2 separate regions of the Homo sapiens genome follow, and region 1 is linked to region 2. A link is an interaction called in ENCODE POLR2A ChIA-PET data of the cell type or tissue named here. Cell type or tissue: GM12878. All regions are shown on one strand.

What was found. Peaks named below come from ENCODE experiments on the same cell type or tissue, not always from the same donor. Only the 100,000 strongest peaks of a DNase experiment are listed, where the experiment ranks them.
Region 1: POLR2A ChIA-PET joins it to region 2 with 7 read pairs; 5 of 35 experiments call an interaction of 5 or more read pairs at or near these places.

What each region holds. Positions count from the first base shown.
Region 1 is chr6:156,971,639-156,979,638 of GRCh38, forward strand. All of the region lies in intron 4 of ARID1B (AT-rich interaction domain 1B), which reads left to right. Among named protein-coding and RNA genes, the nearest start is that of MIR4466, 200 kb to the left of the region's middle. In GM12878, no CTCF peak of the experiment used is centred here; DNase peaks (open chromatin) are centred at 3,282, 3,485 and 4,703; H3K4me3 peaks cover 1,330 bases; H3K27ac peaks cover 4,078 bases.
Region 2 is chr6:156,792,126-156,800,125 of GRCh38, forward strand. The region is part of intron 1 of ARID1B (AT-rich interaction domain 1B); the gene reads left to right. Among named protein-coding and RNA genes, the nearest start is that of MIR4466, 16 kb to the left of the region's middle. In GM12878, no CTCF peak of the experiment used is centred here; a DNase peak (open chromatin) is centred at 3,006; H3K4me3 peaks cover 1,918 bases; H3K27ac peaks cover 1,671 bases.

The sequences.
Region 1 (8,000 bases), 180 kb after region 2:
GGTGTCAGCCGGGGCTGTGATCTCATCTAGGGCTTGTGGGGGTTCCTCTTCCAAGCTCCTGTGGTTGCTGGCATAATTCATTTCCTTGCAGCTGTGGAGCTCATGGCACCTTGCTTCCTCAAGGCCAGCCAGAGAGTCTCTCTGATCCCTCTTTAAGGAGCTCTCCTGCTTAGAACGGGCCTACCCACGATAATTTCCTTTTCGATTAACTAATTAGGGGCCTTAATTATATCCTCAGAGTCCCTTGACCTTTGCTGTATAACATGGTTTAATGGTAGGATTGCTATCCCAACACATTTACGGGTCCTTCCTGCACTTGAGGCTCGAGCGCCCTAGTGTTTGTACCCAGAGCCAGGAATCCTGGGGGACATCACAGAATTCTGCCTACACACAGAGTGAGCATGGGCTGGGAAGGACATAGGTTTCTTAGTTCATATAGTTCTGTATTTAAACTTTTTAAAAATGGTATAATACATAAAGGTTAAAATAGTTCTTTTTATTTTACTTGGTATGAGATTCCCCCAGAATTCTCAAATGAAAATTACAAGACATAATTCTGGAAGGAATTTTAGTTAATGTATACTTAGTCACAATAGTCGTTCTCAAACAGTGTCAGGAGTGGACAATCAGAAATAAAGCAAATGGTCTAGGCTTGTGACCTTATTTAGCTGTGGGGCAGGGATTGGGGCCAGCCAAAGGCCCAGGGGTGTCCAGTGGTTGCATGGTGGCACCTGTGCTGAGGGCTGGACGAGCTGTCCACTTTATCCCTTCCCCTGTGCCCACAGCTTTTGCTTTTCTGAGTGTAAAATTGCACAGATCTACTTTATTAAGAATATTTATTTTAATTGGATTGTGTCACGTTGATGAAGGATTTTTCTTTAGTTACCAGTGGAAGATGAACATTTAGTAAGCATGTGAACATAAATTTGGATAGCATGGTTTGAAATCAGAACCATAAGCACGTAATGCTTTTCCATTATTATTGATTAAAATAGGAGGCTTCGTTTCTGTCTCACCTTTTCAGTTAAACCCTCATTCTCCCCTTGGTAATATGTGGGATTCAGGTGTCAGTCTTTTCCAGCCAGAGAGACCTGCAGGACTTAGAAATCAGACTGATTACAGTTCTGATGTTCCTCTTTAAAACAAGCCATGTGCTAACAAACCAACCACCAAAAAGGTGGTCACTTTTTAGAATTTTGCTTAAAATTTTCCAGTAAAAAGACATTTTAAACTTTCAGTTTCTTTGTATTTTGATTTTATTGAAAGAAATAAAGTTAAAAAGTCATTTCAAGTGATACTTTGGTTGGTATCTGTTAATAGTGCTGTTGAGGATAGTTAACACATGGTAGTTTAGTATGTTTCTCATTGTATTATATAAAACCATATATAGTAGTTTACAGAGTATAGACTATGTATAACAGACTAATAGTCTCACATCATATAAGCAAAAGCCTAAGACTTTGTGCCGTGCAGTACAGTAGGCACTAGCTACTTGTGGGTATTGTGCACTCAAAAACTGGCTAGTAATTAAGGGACTGAATTGTACATTTATTTTATTTTAACAAATTTTAGAAATCTAAATAGCTACATGTGGCAGTCATGTTGGCTCATATTGGACAGCACAGATTATAGAACCTTTTTTTTTATTTTTTGGTAACAGCGAGTTCTTTAGAACTGTGCTGGTGTACGCATACGTAGTTTATAAGTTCCTATCATGAAGCAGTAACTGTTAATAAATGATCTTTGACAGCCCTTCTGATTCTCAAATTCTGTGCCATATCGTTTGCTATAAATTACTTTTTAATGCATTTTAATAGCATATGTAGGGTTATTTTACTTGTGAGTTTCTAAGCTGCTCATCTTCTGCATGTCTTTTACTGCTATGCAATGAAAAACATTTTTGGTTATTGGTTTAAACAGAACTTAGTTTTTAAGCATCACAGAATTTCCATATCAGATGGGAGTTGGAGGCAAATGAAATAAATAAAAGAAAATTCTATATTAGTTTACTTTTTAGCCCTCCAAATCCTTCCTGCTCTCAGGAGAACTGAGACTTGATTTGTTTGTCTTGAAAGATGGAACCACAGGCAACGCCCCCACTGTGTCCCTGCCCCCACTTATTTTTGGTTCAGTTTGACTTACCAATTTATTTCAATATTTACCGAATTTATTTAAAAATTTCCTCAAAGACATTTATTGGCATATATCATTCTGATTGTGGTTTTTCCTTCTTCAAAACCTCTTGATTGTTCAGGTTAGATTTTATGTGACCTGAATAGAAGTTCTCTCTTTGTCTGAAAACTTTTTCCTTGTGGAATGGTTTTCTACAACATTTTGCTAGGCTAATTTAGGTGTGATTTCCCAAAGGGCATCTGACTTGAAAACATTATTCATTCAGGTCTGACAATGCCCAGGATTTTAGGAGAGAGAAAGAGAGAGACTAGGGAAGAAATGAAGTGAAAACTGTAGTTTAGTTTTGGATTTTGAGTTTTTACTATTTATATTTCATTTATATCTGTGTACATTTTATTTTTTTAATAGCCTGAATAAAGATGTGCAATTTAAACAAGTTCAGATTGCCTACAGTTCAGGATTTTTAAAACACGTAGATTATTTTGGGAGCTTTATCTTTATAAACCTTGTAATAACAAAACCACGTGAGTACCAGAATCATTTCTCTTACTTAGTTTCTTGCAAGGGAAGCATTATTGACTCTTCTTTTTGCAGCAAACCAACATTTAAAACACATTGAATGATAAATAAGAAATAATCTTGTTTGGTTAATGTACCTGAAAAGCCAATTGTGTAGAGGTAAAGAGGAAACTGTTGTAATTTTGTTTAAGATTGGAGAAGAAGAGAAAGGTTAAATTGTTCCTTGAAAACATAACGCAGAACCAAAAACCCCCACATGTACTCTCTGACATCTTCTTCACACAAGACATATTTTATATTAATGAAATTCAGATAATTAAAAATCCAAGTGTAGGCATAGAAAAATCTTTACTTTTTCTTAGATACTGGCAGAGTTGTTTTAACTCAGTGAGAAGCATCACATGGAACAATAGAATTTATTAGCTGTTTGTTAAATTGTTTTAGCTGCTACTAAAATATATGCTTTCACTTATCAGAACTTACTTTCAAGTTCCATTACATCCTTCACATGCAGTATATGAACTTTACAGCAGCACACACTGTCTCTCCCTTCTCTGCCTTTTTGCTGTTGTTGTCATACATTCAGTATCTCAATATTTTATAAACACCACTACACATATTTATTTTATCTACCATTTGATGGCCATTTGGGTTCTTTCCACTTTTCAGCTATTTTGAATAGTTCTGCCAGGAACAGTCATGTGTAGGTCTTTCTGTAGACATATTTTCAGTTCTCTTCAGTAGATACTTAGAAGTGGAATCTGCTGGGGGTGTGTGATTTTTGTGTAACATTTGAAGAAACTGCCACACTGTTTTCCAAATGACTGAACCATTTTACATTCTTATAAGCGGTGTTCCTCTCCACACCTCACCAGCACTTATCTTTTGTCTTTTGCATCGTGGCCATTTTTGTGGATGTGACTGGGGTTTTAATTTGCATTTTCCTAGTAATCAATGATGTGCATCTTTTAATGTGTGCATTGGCCATTTATACACCCTTTTTGGTGAAATGTCTATTCAAATATTTTGCCCATTTTAAAATTGGAGGAGTTTTGTCTTGAGTTTTAAGGGTTCTTTATATATCATGGATATGCATCTTTTATCATATATATGATTTGCAGATATTTTCTCACAGGCTGTGGTTTATCTTTTCACTTGCTTAAAAGGTGTCTTTTGAAGCAAAAAAATACCTTTAATTTTGCTGAAGTCCAACTTTACCATTTTTAAAAATCACTTGTGCTTTTGGTGCGAAACTGCCTCATTTTCAAAAGACATTTTTTTCCACCGGATATAGAATTTTAGTTTGACTGTATTTTTTTTTTCTTTTTTTTTTTTTTTTTCAGTTCCTTAAAGATACTGGTCCACTGTCTTCTGGCTTTCATTGTTTTGGCAAGAAGTCTTTTTAATTTTATTGTTCTTGATGTAATGTGTTTTTTTCTGACTCCTTTTAAGATTTTTCTCCTCTTCCCCCCATCTTTCCATGCCACCACAGTGGTGCATGTCACGAGCGTCCATGTGAAGAGACCACCAGGCAAGCTTTACGTGAACAGTAAAGCTTTTTTATTTCACCTGGGTGCAGGCGGGCTGAGTCCGAAGAGTCAGCAAAGGGTGATGGGATTATCATTAGTTCTTATAGGTTTGTGATAGGCGGTGGAGTTGGGAGCAGTTTTTTTGTGGGCAGGGGGAGGATCTTACAAAGTACCTTCTCAAGGGTGGAGCGGGTGTATCGTACAAAGTACATTCACAAGGACGGGGGAATATCATAAAGTACATAAGCGCAAGGGCTGGGAGGGGGTGTATTGTCACAAAGTCAATTGATCAGTCAGGGTGGGGCAGGAACAAATCACAATGGTGGAATGGCATCAGTTAAGGCAGGAACTGGCTATTTTCACTTTTGTGAATCTTCAGTTGCTTCAGGCCATCTGGATGTATATGTGCAGGTCACAGGGGATATGACGGCTTAACTTGGGCTCAGAGGCCTGACAGTGCACACGGATGTCCTGGCTGACATTCTCAAGAGCATCAACAATGCCGAAAAGAGGCAAACGCTAGGTGCTTTTTAAGCTGTGCTCCAAGGTCATTGCCCGTTTCTCACTGTGATGATGCAGCACGGATTATGCGGGGTGGAGTTGGGGGGACTTCCTGGGCCGGGGGACTTTTGCAAGAGACCCCGGTGACTCAGGATTTTGAGTTCTTAACCAGTCGAGTGAAGGATTCAAAATTAACCACTCCAAGGGAGGATTGAAAAAAGAACCACTCTCAGTGGACAAAAAGAAAGAAAGGGGAGAGGGTAACACAGGGATATAAGCCCTAGTCACCCGAGCCAGCAACGGCAACCCTTCTGGGTCCCCTTCCACCACGTGGAAGCTTTCCTTTCACTTTGTTCAGTAAACTGCGCTGCTGCTCACTCTCCTGGTCCGTGGACTCTTTTTAAGCTGTAACACTCACCGTGAAGGTCCGCAGCTTCATTCATCAAAGTTAGCGAGACCACAAACCCATCGGCAGGAAAAACTCCTAACTCAGTTACATTGGCAAATTTGAAATCATTGATGATCACAGAGCTGGGAAAATTGTTGTGAACCTCACAGGCGGGCTAAACAAGTGTGGAGTGATCAGCCTCAGATTTGATGTGCAACTCAAAGATCTAGAAAAATGGCAGAATAATCTGCTTCCATCCTGCCAGTTTGGTTTCATTGCACTGACAACCTCGGCTGGCATCATGGACCATAAGGAAGCAAGATGAAAACACACAGCAGGGAAAATCCTGGAATTCTTTTTCTAGGGATGTAATACATATTTACAAAAAAAAAAAAAAAAAGATTTTTCTCTCTCCTTGGTTTTAAGAAATTTAATTATGATGGGACTGGTGTGGTTTTCTTTGTGTGTCTTTTGGTTGTGTTTTATTGACTTTCATATCTGTAGATTTACAGTTTTTATCAAATTTGGAAAAAATTCAAGTCAGTTTTTTTCTTCAGATATTTATCCTGTCTCCTCTTTTTTTTTTTTTTTAAACAGCAGCTCTAACTAAATATATATATTAGACCTACCCTGAAGTCTCTTTCTCTTTGTGTTTTATTTTTCCTTTGTGGGCTGTGTCTTCAATTTCAGGCTTATTCGTTTTCATTTAAAAATTACCATTAAATCTATCCAGTGAAAAAGTGAAAATGTATTTTTTACATGCATCATTAAAGTTTATAGCTTTAGAAGTTCAATTTGGGTTATTTGATTTGGTTTCCATATCTCTACCTTAAGATGCACATTTTTTCTATATTTTTTGAACATGTGGAATATAGTTACACTAATTTAATATTGTTGACTTTCAGTTCCATTGTCTTTGTTGTTCTGTGTACATTTCAATTGACTGATTTTTCTCTTCATTTGGGGTCTTTTGTTTTTGTTTGCTTTTGTTTTTGTTTGCTTCTTTGCTTTCTGGTAATTTTTATTGTGTGCCAGACATTGTGAATTTTACCTTGTTGATGACTGGGTATCTTTCTTTTTATTCCTATAAACATCCTTGAACTTTAGTCTGGGACCCAGGCATATTACTTGGAAACAGCTTGATCCTTTTGGGTCTTACTTTAAGCTTTGGGAGGTGGGACAGGGTAAGCAGGGTCTGCACTGATTCTGCCCACTTTTCGGGCAGATTCCTCCCAAGGGCTCTGCGTGGTTTTCCCTCTCTGGCGGGTGGGAGCAGGAACTCTTCTGTGTGAGCCCTGAGGATTCTTCTTCTAATCCTTTTGGGTGCTTCTTTCCCCATCCTCACGTGGTTTCTTCACACACACAGGCTGAACGTGACTCTGCCGAGTATGGGAGGGAAGACTGCCAATACCAGGAGCGTTCTTGTTGGGTGGCTTTCCCTGTCTCTTACGCTTCCCTGAAAACACCATCCTCTTATTGACCTCTGATTCCCAGCTCCATTTCCAGACTCTGCCTGGTTTCTGCTCCCAGCACCTTGGCCTGGAAATGTGTTCCAGGCAGTTTGCTGGGGCAGTCAGAGGGTTCACCTGGTTTGTTTCCCATCTCTCAGGGACCAAGATCCTTGTTGATGGTCAGTGTTTTGAAAATGATTGCACCACAGATCTTGTCCAGATTTTTATTTCTATTTTTTAAGGGGGAAATAAATGCAGTCCCTGTGACAGGAATGAATATTAGGAGAATAGAATCTAACAAAAGGGAAACAGGATTTTGATTTCTTCATAGCTGTTATGGACAGAATTTGTGTATCTTCCTTGAGTTTTGTTGAATAAACATATGGAAGTCCCTTTATACAGTGTAGAATCCATCTCATCACCATGAAAACCTTTGTTCTTGTGTGATATAAATTATTAGAGACTGTTTTGTGTCGTTATACAGAAGTTATTTTTAGTATGTTGTTTTGTTAGGTGGGTCTTTACTTAAAATCTCATTTAGTTTCATGGTAGAGTATCTTTGTTAGTATGATTCAAAAGAGAATATAATTTGGGGTTTTATTAGTGTAAAAAGAATTACCATAAACTTTACTTTCCAGTAGACTATATTTAAATGTGATATATTACTTTTTCTAGCCACATACTCTTTTAGCCTTCAATATAGCAGAATCAAAGTATGTTATTCCATTTGTTCCAAATTTCTCTCCATTTTCTATCCAGATGGCTGCTGACTCAAATGTATATGATAATACATTTACATTTTTTCAGTTAAGGCTGATAAATCCATTTTAATGCTATTGAATTGCTTAATGAATAAAAGATTTAAATGTGTCGTCAGTGCTTATGTTTCTGTAAAGTGAAGTATCCTGAAAGCGCTAGTAGTGCTGATAAAGTTTCCAGATTGTGATTTAAGAACTTTTCTGTTTTGCAGTTCTGTTATTACTGTTTCTATACTTACCAGGTGACAGAGTCATTTGAAAGTTCTCAGTTGACAAGGATCTCAACCTTGCAAAGAATATATATATTGTGCATGTAATACAGTACAAATCTAAAGTAACTGCTGAGATGCCTAGGTGGAAACTTACCTTTCTAGGTCAGGTTCCAGTGAATCTTGTTTTCCTTATTCAGAATATGGTGTTAGGTGAACTGACTCAGCTTTAAACTCTTCATATCCTGCCATGGGGAGAAATTACCTGCCCCAGTGATGAGTTTGGGAGGACAGGACAATGCTGTTTATATTCCTTGCTGCTGTGGGAGTATTGGAAATTACTACTTGATCTACCTGAATTTGAGCTTGGCAGTGGTCCAGGGACATTAGTGATTTGCATGAAATATAAACATGAATTATTTGAATCAGCTGTTGCTGTTTTTTTTTTTTGAGACAAAGTCTCGCTCTGTCGCCAGGCTGGAGTGCAGTGGCTCCATCTCAGCCCATTGCAA
Region 2 (8,000 bases):
TTTATTATAGCACTGTTATTTATGGCTCTTCTAAGTCTTTCTCTAAACCTACATTTCTTTATTTGAGAGGCAAGAATGAGAAGCAGCATATCCATAAGAGTTTTGCCAATCACTCCTGACTAGAATGACAAGCTGATTTCATGTTTCCCCAAGTATCAGTCCTATGCAGCCCCCCCTTTTTAAAAAACCATGCAAGGCCGGACCCAGTGGTTCAACACCTGTAATCCTAGCTCTTTGGGAAGCTGAGGTAGGAGAAGTGCTTGAGGCCAGGAGTCCAAGACCAGCCTGGGCAACATAGTGAGACTCATCATAGTGTAATGATGAATAAAAGTAATTAATAGCACATTTTTGGATTTTTATTAGACAAAGCTAGTTTTAAAGAACATTTATCTTTGCCTTGTTAATAAACATACTTGCAGTTAGTGTAAAATTCAGTATAAATAATAGTCATGGTGCTTGAGTAGGCTGATAGGACGAGATGCATAAGGAAGGTTGTCGTTATAAGAATAATGGGTCTGAAGTGGTACTCCAGCTAGTGTCTTAGCAAAAGGAGGGGTGCTTAGGGCAGTCTGAAATTTATGAGTGCTTTTGTATAGCTTTCAAAGCTGAGCTTTTCCTGTGTACATTAGGGTTTATGAAATATCGTGGGTCAGAGCATCCGTTACAGGCGCTGTGGGAGCTGTCATAGATACCTGGCTCTTTCCGTGGGTGTAAAATAGGTTTAGTCCTTAGGATGTCTGTGTAGGGAATGTGCTTAATGGATACGATAGACTATGGGGGAAGCAGAATTATCCTTTTATCCGAGGATGACTTGTTTCTTTTTAAATGAGGACAATGAAAAAAAAATTGGGGGAAGTATCTTATCACAGTCTTGTAGAATGTGGGGGCTTTCGTGGACTGCAGTTCGCATGGCAGGCATAAGGAGCGCTAATCCAGTGATGACAGCATCTTTATGCCTACCTGGGAAGATGCAGCAGCCAGCACAGCCCTAATATCAGATTAATACCGGGGTGGGGGCATGAGGCATGGCTGGCACCTGAGAAGGCAAAAGGGAATTCTGTGATTGGAGAAGAAGCAAGGCAGGTGTGTCATTAAGGTCAGGATGGCCAAGTGGAGAGTGGTCCTCCTGGTGCACACAGTGAAGGAGAGCAGCCAGCTGGGTGCAGAGGAGGCAGCAGAAATGTCAGGGTGTCCGTGAGTCAGCAGCTGAGCATTGTGGGATTTTTTTTCCTTTTCTTTGAGACAGGGTCTTACTCTGTTGCCCAGGCTAGTGGGCAGCGGTGAGGTCATGGCTCGACTTTCTGGGCTTAAGCAATCCTCCCAGCTCAGCCTCGTGAGTATCTGGGCCTACAGGCACATGCCACCATGCCTGCCTACTTTTCAAAATTTTTGCAGAGATGGGGTCTCACTGTGTTGCCCGGGCTGGTCTTGGACTCCTGGCCTCAAGCAGTTCTCCTGCCTCAGCTTCCCGAAGAGCTAGGATTATAGGTGTTGAACCACTGGGCCCGGCCTTGCATGGTTTTTCAAAAAGGGTGGGCTGCATAGGACTGATACTTGGGGAAACATGAAATCAGCCTGTCGTTCTAGTCAGGAGTGACTGGCAAAACTCTTATGGATATGCTGCTTCTCATTCTTGCCTCTCAAATAAAGAAATGGAGGTTTAGAGAAAGACTTAGAAGAGCCATAAATAACAGTGCTATAATAAAAAGCAATAGTAATAGTAATAATGACTACCATTAATGCACTCCTAGTATGTGTGCCAAGGCACATTGCACGTATTATCTGCAATCCTTTCAACAGTCTTGCAAAAGCATCATCATTATCTCTATTTTATAGACAAGGAAACTGGTAGAATTTAGAAATTTGTTCAATACCCTGGTTTTTCTGGTGCTAAAGCCTACATTCTTTCCACTAAACTAGTGGTTTTCAAACCCAGTTGTGCTTCAGAATCACCTAGGGAAGTAACCCCTGCCCCCAGGAACTCAGATGCCATCAGGCTCTGGAGTGGCCTGGAAGCCCACCTTTCTGTCTGTCAGTAGGGCCACTGAAGAGCAAGTGGTAACATTTAAAAAAAAAGACTTCTTTTTTGTTATTGCTAAGACATGTAAAATTGCATTCTTTTTTTTTTCTTTTCTTTTTTTGGAGACAGAGTCTTGCTCTGTCGCTCAGCCTAGAGTGCTGTGGCATGATCATAGCTCACTGCAACCTTGAATTCCTGGGCCCAAGCAATCCTCCCACCGCAGCCTCCTGAGTAGCTGGGACCACAGGCGCATGCTACAATGCCCAGCTAATTTTTAAATTCTTTGTAGAGATGGGGGTCTTGCTGTGTTGCCCAGGCTGGTCTCTTTACATTCTGGGCGGCTCAAGCAATCCTCCTGCCTTGGCCTGGGAGGCCTGGGAGTCTGGGCGTAGTCATTCACATGAACCATGGAGCCTGGCACATTCTTTTTTTTTTTTTTTTTTTTTTTTTTGAGACAATTTCACATCATCACCCAGGCTGGAGTGCAGTGGTGCGATCTTGGTTCACTGATGGCAACCTCTCTCTCCTGGGCTCAAGTGACTCCCACCTCAGCCTCCCAAGTAGCTGGAGTTAAGGCACGCACCACCACACCTGGCTAATTTTTGTTATTTTTTTGTAGAGACGGGGGTTTTGCCATGTTGCCCAGGCTGGTCTTGAATTCCTGAGCTCAAGTGATCCACTCACCTTGGTCTCCCAAAGTCTGGGATTACAGGCGTGAAGCCCTTCTGCACCTGGCCCACATTCTTATAATTCAGGAGCTTTTAGTGTATTTTGGCTCTGTAGTCATTATCAGACATAGAAGAGGCAAGAATTTGGGCTACAAGGGCTGGAGGGTGGCATTGGGATTTTCTGATCACATCACCAGACATTAATTTACATTTGTTCTTCAGGGAAACTCCCTACCATTATCTGGGTCGTTGCTCCCTACCACCGTCTGGGTCATTGCATAGTTACCCAGGGTGGCCGTGAACTAGTCAGCAGCCATTTAGAGGAAAGCCTGCTTGGCTTGGCTGGTTCAGGAGGCGGAGGCTGCTGCAGGGCCTGGGAAGGAGTAAGGCAGCACACGGTGGCTGTTAGGTCATTTGTGTTGGATGAAAGAGAGTTGGTGCACAGACTGGACGGTGTCTCAGATTCGCTGGGGTTTACGAGTCCAGAAATCCATGAGTCCGAGGAAGTGGGAAGAGAGAATAAGGGAAGGGAGGCCGGAAGGTAGGAGAGAAGGGGAAATCCAGGCAGCCGGATGAGAGATAATTTTAGAGTAAGAAACCAACAAAATATAATATTCATTATGTACCCAGATTGAAGTACTATGGTGCTAAAAGTTGTCAACCAAACACCAAAATTAGCATATCTAAAAATCATCAAGACGGTAATGCATAGTTAAAAGAACAGATGTAAGGCAGAAAACTCCTCCAGTTCTTCAGTGAGGTTATTTCATGACATAGAGTCTTGATTATTTCTGTCTTTGTAGCCACACGGTCATTTTGGAGCCAGATTCAGTGGTGTTAGGAGGTTGTGGAAAGCACTCAGCGGACACCTTCTTTCCCTCCCTCCCCAGGCTGCCCAGGCCTCCTCAGGTGTGGGAGGGCTCCCGAGACCCTCTGCGCCCTTCCTTCTCTTCCTTATTATTACTGTGCCTTATGGGTAAAGTACAGTACTGGGAAGTTTCTCTTTATGTCCCCAACTATTCCTCTCTTCTAATTGCCAATAAAACTACATCTCACAGCTTTTTAAAAAAAAATTCAGTTTAGCTCATAACCTTGTCTTAGACAAGGGGTGTAAGTTAAATTTCACGTAAGCGGTCCTGCTGGGGTTCCTGCGCGGTGGGAAAGCTCGGCACTGCTCTGCTCATGCCTGTTTGCGGTGGGAAAGCTCGGCGCTGCTCTGCTCATGCCTGTTGTCTGGGTTTTCAGCGTGTGTGCTCCTCATCTGCTTTCTCTCTAATTTGAGGCTGAGACTGTTTCCAAGTGGCATACCCCTGTAATTCTGTTTTTAGCTTAGAATTAAATGAAGTCTTTGCTGTCTCTTGTTTCCTATTTCATAATATTTCATCTTGCTTTATTGTTTATGGTAATGTATCACTATCAGGGTTATCATGGATTTCCAGTTTTTCAAGTTAAAGCTGACTGTGCCTAACCCATCTCAAGCAAATCAGTGGGCAGTTTATTTTTAAGAGCCCACAGGAAGAAAAAAACAACAAAATCTGTAACCTGCTTTTTAGGCTTTTGCCATGTGTCTGTAAGACTGGACCTTTACTTTTTTTTTTTTTTTTTAAACTTATGAAGGGACTGGGCATCTTCATGTCTTAGCAGCCACGTTTAAATCTCTGTCATTATGATGAAAGGTATCTTTTGCCTAGAAAGCTAACACCTGTCTACTTGTGTTATTTCTTTCAGGGAATTTCAGTAGTAATGTATCATTCATCTAGTGGTAAGATTTTCAGCAATGAGAACATTCTGAAGCAGCTGAGAAAGCCCTAATAAAATAACTGTCAGAATGCTCATGAGCTTCTCTCTGTTGGAGAAGAATCAAGCCATTTCCTCCTCTTCCAGGCATAGAGAATAGTTATCCTTTTTGCCATATTACAAGGACAGAGTGGAGAAGTTCGTCATGCAGCTGTGGGCGCAGGCTAGTGTGTGGGGCTGGGGGAAGCAGACAAGTGGTGAGATGGTGGGCTCTGCTAAGCCCTGGGGTGGGCGTAGGAGCAGAAGCCAGAGCCTGGGGCCTCTGAGTGAGTGGGCTCAGTGAGGGGCAGGCCCAGCCTCATGTGCTTTGAGGTCTTTGAGAGCCTCAGACACCAACCTGGTAGAAGAGGCATTTGGAGGGATGCCTTCCATACCCCAAGACCCTGGGAAAGGAGAGTGGTGAGTCAGGGTTGGGTGGGTGGGAGGCCTGAGTTGATTGCCAGCAGCTGCCAGATACCATGCCCCTTTGTGTATATACTTCCTTTATTCATCAAATAGCTGCTGCCGTCTACTCAGTTGCTGGGTATCTATTCAGTGCCTGCTGTGTGGCAGAGTGTTCTAGGGGCTGGGGATACCACAGTGACAAAACCTAGTCCCTACTTTCATAAGGCTTACCTTCCAGAGAAATTTAATCCCAGAGACAGCAGACCAACCACCCACATGGGGGTGCTGCCGTTTATTGTAGGGATGAACAGCAGTACAAGGGAATTCAAAATAATGGAACATTTTCAAAAATTGGTTTTAATGGAGCTGTAGATGAATATGCAGTAAAATCAGTTTGGAGAGGAGCTATCGCAGCTATTTCTCCAGTCTTTCAGATGCCCGGCCTGAGCCTCTTGTGCCATAGGACAGTTGTTAAATGTAGCATTTCCATTGCCCGTGGTTGAAATGACCAGTGGCAGCCCCGATGCCACCTTTATTTCCTCAAGGCTGGACAGAAGAACCTTGCAAGCGCAAGGTTCTTGACCTGACTCTATGGGAAGGAATCATACAGTGCTGGATTTTTTGAAGGTGTTCCTGCTTTTGGATCATCTCATGTACTTGGTGCCAGGCTGTGGTTTTGGATTTGGACGTGTTGGGTTGAGATGGTTTCCAGACAGCTCGATGGAGATGCTGGAGCAGAAGGAAAAGAGGGATGTGCAGTTGAGGCGGGCACAAGGGCCGCAGCCTGAGGTGCCAGCTGAGAGGCCAATGACACTGCCCTGCGGAGCACGTGCCTGGTGAGGAGAGGTGCCTGGGCGTTCTAGGGGGCACCAACCTTTAGGGATGAAGAGGAGCCACCCAGAGAGCCAGAAAGGGCGATGGAAAAGCTGAGGAGAGTTCCACAGGGGGCAGGAAGACATGCACAACTGAGGTGAGCACTGAGGAATGCCCAGTAAGCCTGGGGGCTGACATTGTGGTCATTTCGTCACTGGTGACCTTCAGAGGAGTGGTCGGGAAGGCGGCAGTTTGCAGTAGGTGGAGCGAGAGATGGATAGGAAGCCAGAAAAAGGCTCTGGACAGCTGGAAGAGGAGCGGGGTGTTTGATGTGTTGTTCTTTTGCTGGAAGAGGGTGGAGCGCCTGCGCCTGCCGCTCTGCTTTCTCTGCTGGGTGCTGTGCTGGTCGCTCCCTCCTGGGGCCCCTGCATGTCCACCCATCCTTCCTCCTCTCCGGTGGGCCTGGAGCTGCTCAGGGGAAGGCGGGAGCACGCCTGGCTCTTTGTGGCCCAGTGCCTGGGGTCGTGCCTGGCATGCGGTGGGGCTCAGATTATGCTGGTGGTGGTGATAGAGTTCCCTTAGCACTCCTAGGTGACAGGCTTTCCCCTCTGCATTTCACAGATTCTAAGGTAACGTACAACGAAGGGTGCATGCGCTTTGGCCAAGGCCATGTTACATGATGGTACCAGGAGTCAGCCCTGAGGCAGATGAACTCCAAAGCCTGTGCTGCCCTCGCTCCTTGTTGAGGGTGGAGAATATTTCACTACCTTTGTAGACTGAGGGGAAGATTATTTACAAATATTTCCAGAAGATTAGTTTTGTAATATATTGAACTACCAGTATATTTTGGATGCCTTTGATCTCTTTGGTAAACTGGATTGTCACCTTGATGTAGTGAGTCAGCTGGCTTGGTGGAGGCATCTCTGAGTGTCTGGAGAAACTTCATAGAGATTATTGCATTTGGGGAGTTAGTTTTGGTCATTGCCACTTGTGTGGCGAAAATCTTGGGTTAAAGCATGGTCAGCATGAGTAAATGTTGTTAATTGTACATTTTCTCTTTACCCCCTCTGAAACCTTATGTTTGAGAGCTGTCATTCAGGATTGGATACTAAAAAACTTGGCAGTTGTGAAATAGTTTTCTCTCTGTGTGTATAGGTTATTCTCTGATGTTAAAATGGCTAATGCTGCACAGGTGTGTATTTCCTACCATATATTTATAAAAAAACCACTCTTTAAATTTCAACTCGTGTACATGTCCCATCTCAAGTCTCAAGTATTACAGACTGTAGGTCAGATTCCCTCATGATATGTGGAACCTCAAAGGGAAATCAATTGTTTTGCTGTTGTAGTGAAATACTAAGTATTGAATAATTAATAATATAAAATAATTCATCAAATAATTTCTAGGTGCCAAGCACTGTGCTAAGAACTCTATATGCATTTTCTGTGAGGTAGGTTCTATTACTGTACTCATTTGAGGCACACATCTAGCGAGTGGCACAGCTGCAGTTTGCACTCAGGCATTCTGACCCCATTGCCTTTTCATATATGCTGTATTGCCTCTCAGGAGGGACTGGAATGAGTAGAGTTGGACAAGTGGTCTGAATTTACATTGTGAAAGGTGGCGTTATGATAGATTTTTTTTATTGCTTGCTTGCGCATTCACATCAGTTGATATATATATATTTGGACACGGAGTCTTGCTCTGTTGCACAGGCTGGAGTGCAGTGGTGCTATCTCCTCACTGCATCCTCAGCTTCCCAGGTTCAAGCGATTCTCCTGCCTCAGCCTCCCTTGTAGCTGGGATTACAGATGTGCACCACCATGCCTGGGTAATATTTGTATTTTTTAGTACAGATGGGGTTTCACCATGTTGGCAAGGCTGGTCTCGAACTCGTGACCTCAAGTGATCTGCCCGCCTCAGACTCCCAAAGTGTGAGGATTACAGGCATGAGCCACCACACCCGGCCTCAAATCATTTGATATTCTATGAAGATACTGGAAAAGCTGATGAAAGATCTTCCTTTCCCTCCAAGAGGATACCATTTGGTTAGAGAGACCTGTGAAACAGAATCATTGAAGAAGCTGCGCAGTAATAAGACTCCCAGCCAGCAGGTGAAATGAGTTTTCTTGTTTTCGGGGTCCTAGGTGACATGGCTCTAAGGTGCCCACCCGGAACCCTCACCCCCACCCCTGCCATGGAAAACACTTTTATTATACACATCCCTCCTGTCCCACCAGTTACAAAGCAGATTTGAACTGAAGCGTATTTCTTCTTTTGATGAGAATGTGAAAGGGGATCTTTGTACTTGGTTAGT